Linked DNA regions of Homo sapiens: region 2 is linked to region 1. Evidence: chromatin loops called from intact Hi-C (ENCODE). Cell type or tissue: gastrocnemius medialis. All regions are shown on one strand. Region 1 has its middle 28 kb from the start of RECK. Region 2 overlaps RECK (reversion inducing cysteine rich protein with kazal motifs).

Region 1 (5,000 bases):
CGGTTATGAAGTATGAGGAAGAAGCCAAGGAAAGAAAGAGGTAAAATATCTAGAAAACAATGGTTCAGTGAAAGGGAGCCCTCTACTTCCTCAAAAGTCTTTCCTATTGCCAGAGGACATTAGTGTTCAACAAGTATTTTCTCATCCTGGGTCAAAGTCTGCTTATCTCCCTGCACTTATAGCCTGGGTGTTAGCTTAGCCTTTGGCTACATGGGACATAATCACTTCCTCTTTTGAGTATCAGCCCTTCAGAGACAGAAGGACAATAAATCACTGTAGATAAGTGCAGCTACACTGAAGATACGGCTCTGAACTGGGCACATTACTCCTTCTACTACCTGCTGTGAACACTGTGTGTCTGTCAATGTGTCAGAGATCCCTTTGGCTTACCTGGCAAAGAATCATCTCCTCCAGGAAATTTCCCATGGCAATTTCTGCCCATAGAACTCTCTCTCCTCTAAACTTTAAAAGCTTCCTTCCCTGGGATGTCCAGTTTTGTTCTGAACTCTGGAAATTAACTTGTGTCATTTATTTTCTCTGGGTGTGTCCATGTGCATAGCTCTATTCACATATCCATATGCATAATGTGTGTGTGCACTTATAAGTGGTTTTGTAACTCTTTTTCTCTTCAGCCTCAAGGATCTGGTGGTATCCATTTACGAGATGAAATGCTAATAGGCTTCCTGGTGAATCGTGAACTTGAATCTTGATGTTTGAATCCCCCTTAGTTTGTCTAATTCATGTTCCAGAACTCATCTGCATTCATTATTTTCATTCTGGATGGAAACTCAGTGGTAACATTATTTGTCAATAGTTCTTTCAACTATGTCCCTCATTTTTCCATAGTAGAGTTAGCCTTTATGATCATAGTGGCAAAGAGCAGGAATCAAAATGATGACTAGTGAGCTCGGTTTCCTGAACTTACTCTGTATCTCATTCTTGAACTGAAAACACTTTGTTGTCATGGTTAGCTTCTTCCTCACTTCCTTTTTTCATTCTGTGACTACTCACAGGTCTCTAGAATCATACCCCTTGGGTCCACAGTAAATTCTAATGTCTTAGATGATCCCTGCAGAATATTGGAGCTTTGAGAAACATCCTTATGTTCTCTCTCTCCACTTAGGAGCCACAGTGATGGGAATCATTGTTCTCTGCAAGCTTCCTGAGTTGGTAAAAAGCTTGTTCCAATTAGGACAGATATGTCAGATATTGACATATTAGCTGGAGTTCTGCTTATCTTTTATACAAAGAAGTTTTACATCTTTACTTTTGTATTTGGCCTCAGAAATCTTAGAACACTCTACCAACTCTGAAACATTTCCTTCAGGGCATCAGGTTCATTGACTTCCCTCCTGAATTCAATCTTTGCCATCTGCCTGGTGTACACTAGGGAGCATGAAGAGTCTTCCAAGTTCTGCCACATCACCGCTAAAGGACATCCCAATGGCCAAACATGCTTTGGGAAATATTCTTTACCCTTGTGTACTTGTAGACTGTCTGTCATGAAAGAGGAAGTGATTATGTCCCATGTAGCCAAAGGCTAATCAATTCCCAAAGCTAAAAAGTCAGACAGAAATTACCATGTATTTCTATAAAGTTACACCGAATGTGCTTGCCTGTCCTGCCTCCCTTTTACCTCCTCCACCTCTTCCTCCTTTGCCACCCTCAGACAGCAAGACCAACCCCTCCTCCTTCTCCTTCTCCTCCTCAGCCTATTCAATGTGAAGACAAGGAGGATGAAGACCTTTATGATGACCCATTCCACTTAACGAACAGTAAACATGTTTTGTCTTTCTTGTGATTTGTGTGTGTGTGTGTGTGTGTGTGAGAGAGAGAGAGAGAGAGAGAGAGAGAGAGAGAGAGAGACAGGGTCTAGCTCTGTCATCCAGGCTGGAGTGCAGTGGCACCAACTTGTTTCACTGCAACCTCTGCCTCCCAGGCTCAAGCCATCCTCCCTCCTCAGCCTCTGGAGTAGCTGGGACACAGGCACATGCCACCACACCCGGATAATTTTTGTATTTTTGGTAGAGACAGGGTCTCACTTTGTTGTCCAGGCTAGTCTCCAACTCCTGAACTCAGGCGATCCACCCACCTCGGCTTCCTAGAGTTCTGGATTACAGGCATGAGCCACTGCACCCAGCATGATTTTCTTAATATTTTCTTTTCTCTAGCTTACTTTATTATGAGAATACAGTATAATAATACATTTAACATACAAAATATGTGTTTATCTACTGTTTATGTTATCGATTAGGCATTCAGTCTAACAATAGGCTATTAGTAGTTGTTTTGGGGATTTTCAACTGCAATGGGGATCGGCGCCCTAATCCCCGCGCTGTTCGAGGGTCAACTGTATTTTTTTCATGTGCCTCTTTCTCGCCACTAGAGGGTGCACTCCCAGAAGGCAGGGACCCTGGGTTACTCTGCACATTTCTGCCTTTTGCCGCTAGAGGATGCACTCCCAGAGGGCATGGACCCTGGGTTACTCTACACATTTCTGCCTTTTATGGAGCATACGCTCAATAATTGTTTGCTGAATAAAGGAATGTCCCCATTCTCTAGACTCATCCCTGTCCTGGGTCACATTCTGTCCATGACTCGTAAGAGGTCTGGGAGCACGTGCACAGATGACAGGAAGCTGAAAGGACAGTGACTTGGGTGCCCAGTGAGGATTGAGGCAGAACACAGCAGGTTGCTTCAAGGTGTTTAATCCAATGAGATGAACATTTAGAGGGAGAGTAAAGGTCTTTCAGTCAGATGCCCCAAGCCACTGCGTAAGCACAGACTGGGGGTGACGGGGCTCGGCTGCAGCACAGGAGAAAGCACCTGGGCTTTGAATGAATCCTGGAATCACTAACCCACAGATTGTTGGACCCTGTTAATGAGATTATGATGTTCAGAAAGAAAGAAAGGGGACAAGGAAAGAAGGAAGGGAAAGAGGAAGGGAGAGAAGAAGGGGGAGAAGAAGCAGACAGCTGACTTCCTCCAGTGCTGCCAACATAATTTGTTCTTGGGGATGTTATCCCAGAAGGATAGAAAGTTTCTAAACTGAGTACAACTCACTTTCCAAACCTTAAATGACTTCAGGGTCTACAATGGTCCCAAAGAATAAACTGCAATTTAAATTATCTTCTAAGGGTGATGGCCAGTCCTTTGGAGATTGTGCCCCAAGCACATGAGGCAGGAGAAGCAGAAAGGACCCTTCACCTGTCACATGTCCTGAGCCCTCACCCTGGCGTTCAGACCCAGTGTCACTGTTTCTGACATGTAGCCTCTTTCCAAACCTTGGAAAATCGATCATTCTTGCTCATGATGTTTTTTTATAAAAGTAAGGGCAAGTTTTGGTGAAAGGAATTCCACAATTTTCATTAGCATTGGCTATATTTATTTTTTAAATAAATTGATACATAATAGATATACATAATAGATACATAATATCTATTATTGATACATAATAGATATACATGGTTTTAAGGTACATGTGATAATTTAATACATTCATATAATCTGCAAGGATCAAGTCAGTGTAGTTGGGATATCCATGACTTTAAACATTTGTCTTTATGCTAGAAATATTTGAATTATTCTCTTCTAGCCATCTTGAAAGGTATAGTAGCTTATTGTAAACTATAGTCACCCTCCTGACCTATTGAACACTAGGTCTTATTCCTTCGATCAAACCATATATTTTCACCCATTAATCAACAGCATGGTTACATTTCTATCATCAGACTTGATTGTAATGGAATGGGGGCTTGAGGAGGGCAGATGTGAAGCTGTTTCATTGGTATGATATTATTCTCACAAAATCAAATAGACCTCCTCAACCTGCAAGAATGTCTGAGATCATCTGGCCTCACCCTGCCATCATGCTGAGGAAATGGGGGCTTGCCAGGGACCATACAGCTGGTAGTCCTTCTCACGATTGGTTGTCCTTTCTTGATAAAAACTGTTGGGCTCTTTCTCACTTCATAGTTAGATACAAAGTCTGGCAATAATAATAAGCATGTTTCTGAATCTGATAATGATGACATAGAGGGAATATTTTCTTCATATGATCTGCAGGTTCTTGAGAGTTGGCTGGCCAGCCTACAGTGAGAAACCCAGCTGGGGACTGATACACTGCCCAACACACACATCCCAGCAGCAGCGTGTCTCGGGCACCTCAGCCATCCTCAAGCTTGGGGACCATTCTTAGTGTCAGCCTTTGTAGCGAGCTCCTGGTTGATACATTTGCCTCTAAGAGATATATCTACTTTTTTAAGACCTTAAGAGAAAAAGGGAGATTTATTCTTATTTATCTTCGTGCTGAAACCATACTATTTCTAGATATTTAGGCAGTTGTGTGTAAGAGAGATTAACTGCCTTTAGGGGCTCCAGAAGACAAGGCCAGGTAGAAGTTGCAAGGAGACAGATTTCAGCTCAATATCACAGGGTAACTACTTCAAAATGAAGTGAGCCTTACCAGGAGATAAAGAACCTCACATCACTCAGATAGTCAAATCTAGGTTCTAGGACTATCAGGAATGTGGTAAGGGGCTTTCTGCATTAGAAAGGGGGCAATTACTAAATAGACCCTAAGACCTGTTGTCCTTAGCATTCAAGTAATTGTTATGGTTGATGATGATGATGATGATGAAAGCATTTGTTTGCATGACTATTTCCCCACTAGATTTTGAGCTCTTTGTTCCCAGCACCTAGAATTATGCCTGGCCCAGAGTAGACGCTCAACAAATATCTGTTAACCTGACCTGAATTATTATGGCACTGACTTGGTCACAGCTATAATGTGCTAACCACCAACATAGGAGTATCTCGGAGCTCGTGAGGCAGGAAGCATCGCTGCAACAACAGAGGAGGGGGTTGGATTACTGAGAGCTCTTGGAAAGATAGATATCTGGGAAGTTTGTAAGTATTTTAGATACAGTTCTAATAAAACTGTAGTGCTCAGTTGCCTACAAGTTTTTTACTGGTCCAGAACAAATCATAGTTTGAGAAGC
Region 2 (5,000 bases), 66 kb after region 1:
TAAGATAGTATTAAACTTTGTATGTTGTTTTGGTTTGTCGTATTTGTTTTGTAGTTGGGGGAAGGGAGTAACTCCTATTTAGTCTCCTTGCTGCTAGTGTATTTCCTTTTCCAGTTCATTCTTCTCAGAAGTCACCTGAACGAGATGATTCCAAAAGGGAATTTGATCAAATCAGATTAGATTGCGACCTGGTCTCATCTTAAGTGGCCAAGGTTTTCCCCTTAAGCAATCTCATCTCCCATAGATTTAATTGTTCTTATATGCTGACAACTTCAGAATCTTCATTGCTAACCTTTTTTTTTTTGAGCTCCTGAACACTATTGGATACATGTACTTTTGATGTTCCCTTGGAACAACAAACAATCAAACCAAAATTGATTGATTTTAAATCAACCAAATTGATTATTACTTTCTCTACCTTTTCTGCCTCCCCTTCCCTCCCTTCCACCCCTAAACAGCAACACACAGACACACACAGACACACACAGACACACACACACACACACACACACACACACACACACATCCATCCCAAAACAAAACTTATGATTTTTCTTGCATTTCTTGTTTGGTTGTACCAATATGATCCTTCCAGGCACATCAACTTAAATGCCTGAGAGGTATTGTCTACTCTTTCCTCTTTCTCATCACCTCCTGCAAATTACTGTCTCTCAAGCCTAAAGAGTTGCCTTCTAAATGTACCTTAAATCAGTCTCCCTTTCAGATCCTCAGGTATTGCCTTAGCTTAGGTCTTTCTGCCACTTTTCTGGATACCTATAATAGCTGCCAAACTAGTTTTCCTGTGTCTAATTTCTCCTCTTATCTACTATATCCACTTCTAGATTAATCTCTTTAAAGACCAAATTTGATCCATGTCACTACCTTCCTTAAACCCTTCAGTTGCTTCCCTGTAGAACACAGCTCATGCTCCTCAGCCCAGTATCCCAAGCTTTTCTCAGTCTAGCTCCTGGTTCTTCTCTCTGTTACATTTAAGCAGCATGCTACTTATAGTTTCCCAGATTGACCCTGTTGTTTTATTTGTTAGTTGTAGTTGTACAAATTGTTTGTTCCACCTGGAATTCCTTCTTCTGAATCTTGGAACAAAAAGTATAGTATATTGGAGCTGGCAATACCAGCTCCCTACCAGCTAGGGAGTACTGCTTGTTAAATATTCAGGGATTTTGCAAGCCAGCTTGTAACTTAAAATCAGCCATGGGTGGAGGTATTTGCAGCGTGAACATCAGCAAATACTGCAAATCCAGATTTTCTCCACAACCACCCCCCACAAAAAAAGCTGGTTCCAGAACATCATTACCTCTATTGAACTAGAGTAACCTTTGCCTTAAATCCTGGTTTAAATGGTACCACTTTAAAGCCTTTCCTGCCCATTCATCTTCTCTCCACACACATAAAATTGATCACTACTTCCAAGCCCTTTGCATGCTTTATTATAGCATTTGTCGCTCTATAGCATAACTATGTTTACATGTCTCTTTTTAAACTAATCCCTGAGTTCCTGGGACAGAGTTCATATAATTATCTTTGTCTCTGTCATTCATTCACTTAACATTCATTGAACTGATACACACTGAACCAATATATTTAATATGTATCAGGCATTGTTCTCAGGGTACAAAAATGAAAGGATTTAGTCTGCAAGAAGCTCATAGTCCATGGGAAGAGAGAAATCCAAATAGTCCATTACAATACAGTGAGACAAGTACATTGCTAGAATGTATTGGAGCCTGGAGGAAAAAACCCTGCCTAGGGAAATGGGGAAGTCTTTCACAGAGCAGGTAAGACTTAAAGGATGAGCAGAAAGCTGTTGCCTGTAACAAAGTGCTACAGTCAGTACTTTTATAGATAGAAAAATTTTATAGACTTTTTCCCACTCTGGAGAACAGAATTATTCAAGGTTCTTTGTAACACAGTATATCAGCTTTACGTGGAAACTCTGTGTAAATGTCTTACACTCTTGGAATGCATGGAGAAAGTGCTCATTTTCTACTGTACTGTGGAGAATGTTTTCATTCTGAGTACTATCTATTATCCCAATAATGTTGTATAGTAAACCATCCCAAAACTCCATAGCTTAAAACAGTAACAATTTATTATTTCTCACAAATCTAAGGGCTTACTAGGCAGTTCTGCTCTGGCCAGGCTTAGCTGATTCCAGCTGGGCACACTCATCTGTCTACAATCAGATGGCAGGTCAGCCTGGGGCTGCCTGCTTTAGGAAGCCCTTGGCTAAGTCAGCTCAGATCTTCTCCATGTTTTCCCCTCCCTTTAGCAGACTAGCTCAGGCATGTTCACGTGGTGGTGGCAGGAGTCCAAGAGAGAAAGTGGAAACATGCAAGTGTAGTTCGGGCAACTGCTTACTCCAAGCTTGCTAGTGTCCACTAGGCCAAAGCAAGGCAAGTCACATGGCTAAGGCCAGAGTTACTGTACAATAAATAGATATAAGGAAATGTGAAAAATTGGGGCCATTACTGTAGTCAGTTCACCACAAGCACATACTCTGTGCTAGGCTGTCTTCTAGACCTTGTGTTTCTCTGCAGATGTTACTTGCCAGTGAATTTGCTTCCAGCTGGTTGGGTGCCCTGTGGTGATAATGAGCAAATTTTTCTGAGCAGTCTAGACCTATAAAGCTCATTTCTGTTTTGAGTGTTCATTTTTATTTGCATATCTGTTGAAATGACACATTATTTGGAAGGCTGAAGAAATTTAATAATCACTTGTTTAGTGATATTTCCAAGTCATGACATTAAACTCCTTACATATTCTAGTCATCTATACTTTTTGACATTCATGGTATCCACAAGGAAAAAACACCTTGTAGAGGTTTAAAAACATTTATGTTTTTAAAGAACAGTTATATTTAACCTCTCCTACTTAGCATTTCATAAGCTGGATTTCTTCTATGAAATGTGAAACTTTAAACTGGAAGAAATTTCAACCCATCTGTGAAAAGGAAACAGATTTTTATTTATTGAGGCCTTAGAAACAAAGTAGCCCCTTTACTTTTAAGTAATAGCATAGTTAAGTAGAAAGTACTGGGCATATAAAACATTAACATAACAGTTAATAAAATGTGCTCTTTTGGGTCTTTGTCCAAAAGTAACTAAATCATCCAAAATTCAAACCTGTAATTTTTTTTTACAAGATTCATATGATCAGTGTTTTGTTGTCATCATCTTTATCATTGATGAAAATGAGAGAGAGCTGGAGTAGTCAGTAGTAAAAGGGCAGTGGACAGAGAAAGGATTGAAACAAGTGGACAAATGGAGGAATGAACCATTTTTTTCAAATCCAAAAGCCAAATCAAATTGGACAGCCAGATATACGTAGCAAGCAAAGGGCAGAGCCAGGGCTAGAACCCGGACTGCCCTACCAGTGCTCTTCCATGACACTGCGTTGTGAGAATAGTCTGGTCTCACTGTATTGCAATGGACTATTTGGATTTCTCTCTTCTGAATGCACCCAAAGCAAGGTTGAATGTTTGTTCATAGATTAATCTATTTAACCAGTTTCCTATTTTAAAAATCAATAGAAAAGGGTCACTGAAGTGGCAGAAAATAAATTGCAGAGCGAACTTCTGGGCTAGAGGTTGGACCAGCAGAGTCTACTTCCCAGGTGCACCCAAAGGGTCTTCCCCACCAAAAGGAAAACCAGTGTGGCATGAAGGATCACATAGGGTTCCCTCAACTTTGATTTACTCTGTTTTTGTGCCAGGTTTGCCCACAGTTCATATGCTCCCAACAGTGGATCAAAGGGCTTGTACTACCTGGAATTCCCTCTTCCTGAATCCATCCTAACACACCCCCACCTAGTAATATATTGGAGCTGACATCTACCAGCTTGGGAGTACTAATTGTCAAATATTCAGGAATTTAATCGCGAGAGTAGGGCAGGGAACTAGTTATTGAGAGCAGCTACCAGAGGAAAGATTTTAGGATCAAAAATAATTTTTTTAGGATCAAAATATTTTTAAGGAAAATAATATTAACCTCAAGAAAATGGTGACCTTTTTTGGTTACAATTTAAGGAGCTGATTTTAAAAATAGGGGACTGGTTAAATAGATTACTCTGTGAACAAACATTCAACCTTGCATTGGCTGCATTGAGAAAAACAACCCAGACTATTCTCAGTGCAGTGTCATGGAAGAGCACTGGCAGGGCAGTCTGGGTTCCAGCCCTGGCTCTGCCCTTTGCTTGCTTATACATATCTGGCTCTCCAACTAGATAGTGACAGCTTTTGGATTTGAAGTTCTCTTGAGACCCTGTCAACTCCAGTATGCTGACATGTTCTTTGCATCTTTGAGGTTATGGTAGATCCTCACCTCAGCACCCCTATAGTTTTGACCTATTCTTGACTAACATGAGTAGGGGAGGGAGAGGGAGCAGTTATATGGGGGCACATTGGGTGTGGTATTGGTAAGCAGGTCAAAAGAGGCTCCATAGGAGTGAATACGAACCCTCAGTTACCTCCAAAAGTCAGAAAGTTACCTTTCAAAAGTCAGATGGCAGACTTTTGAAAGACTTAAAAATTGACTAGCTAAGACTTCAAGACAGGCTGACGTAAGAAATGAAGAAACTATTAAGTTAATCCTATAACTCATTATGTGTATGTCCTAAGCCCTCTCAGACTAATCAGCAGTATTAAAGTGGTAAAAAGATAGAGTTACATATAGTAAATTTAGGAGTCATTCATCAAAGAGGGAGATATGATCAGTCTATTAAATCATGATAGGTGTAACAGAATTTATTCATCAAATGCTGGTATACTGGAATGAAGGAACATTCTTTTGAACCTTAAAATGGGTAAAGAGGCAAGATGGTATTAACACTAAAGTGTTAGTGGTTAATGGTAATTTTCACATGATGCTGCCATGTGAAAATAGAAAAGATTAGTTCAACAAATTCAGGTAAACTTAGGCACAAAAGGTCTATTAATGAACATCAAGAGAAATAAGAGATGCTTGAAGAACATCTCTGAACTC

The links. Hi-C counts contacts between places; a loop is a spot of excess contacts. Peaks named below come from ENCODE experiments on the same cell type or tissue, not always from the same donor. Only the 100,000 strongest peaks of a DNase experiment are listed, where the experiment ranks them.
Region 2: a loop joins it to region 1, with 2.5 times the contacts of the local background. A loop is called at or near these places in 3 of 110 quality-filtered maps.

What each region holds. Positions count from the first base shown.
Region 1 is chr9:36,006,547-36,011,546 of GRCh38, forward strand. No RefSeq gene overlaps it. Among named protein-coding and RNA genes, the nearest start is that of RECK, 28 kb to the right of the region's middle. In gastrocnemius medialis, CTCF peaks have their summits at 2,387 (motif pointing right) and 2,592; a DNase peak (open chromatin) is centred at 2,405; H3K27me3 peaks cover 195 bases.
Region 2 is chr9:36,072,754-36,077,753 of GRCh38, forward strand. The region is part of intron 6 of RECK (reversion inducing cysteine rich protein with kazal motifs); the gene reads left to right. Among named protein-coding and RNA genes, the nearest start is that of RECK, 38 kb to the left of the region's middle. In gastrocnemius medialis, no CTCF peak of the experiment used is centred here; a DNase peak (open chromatin) is centred at 2,328.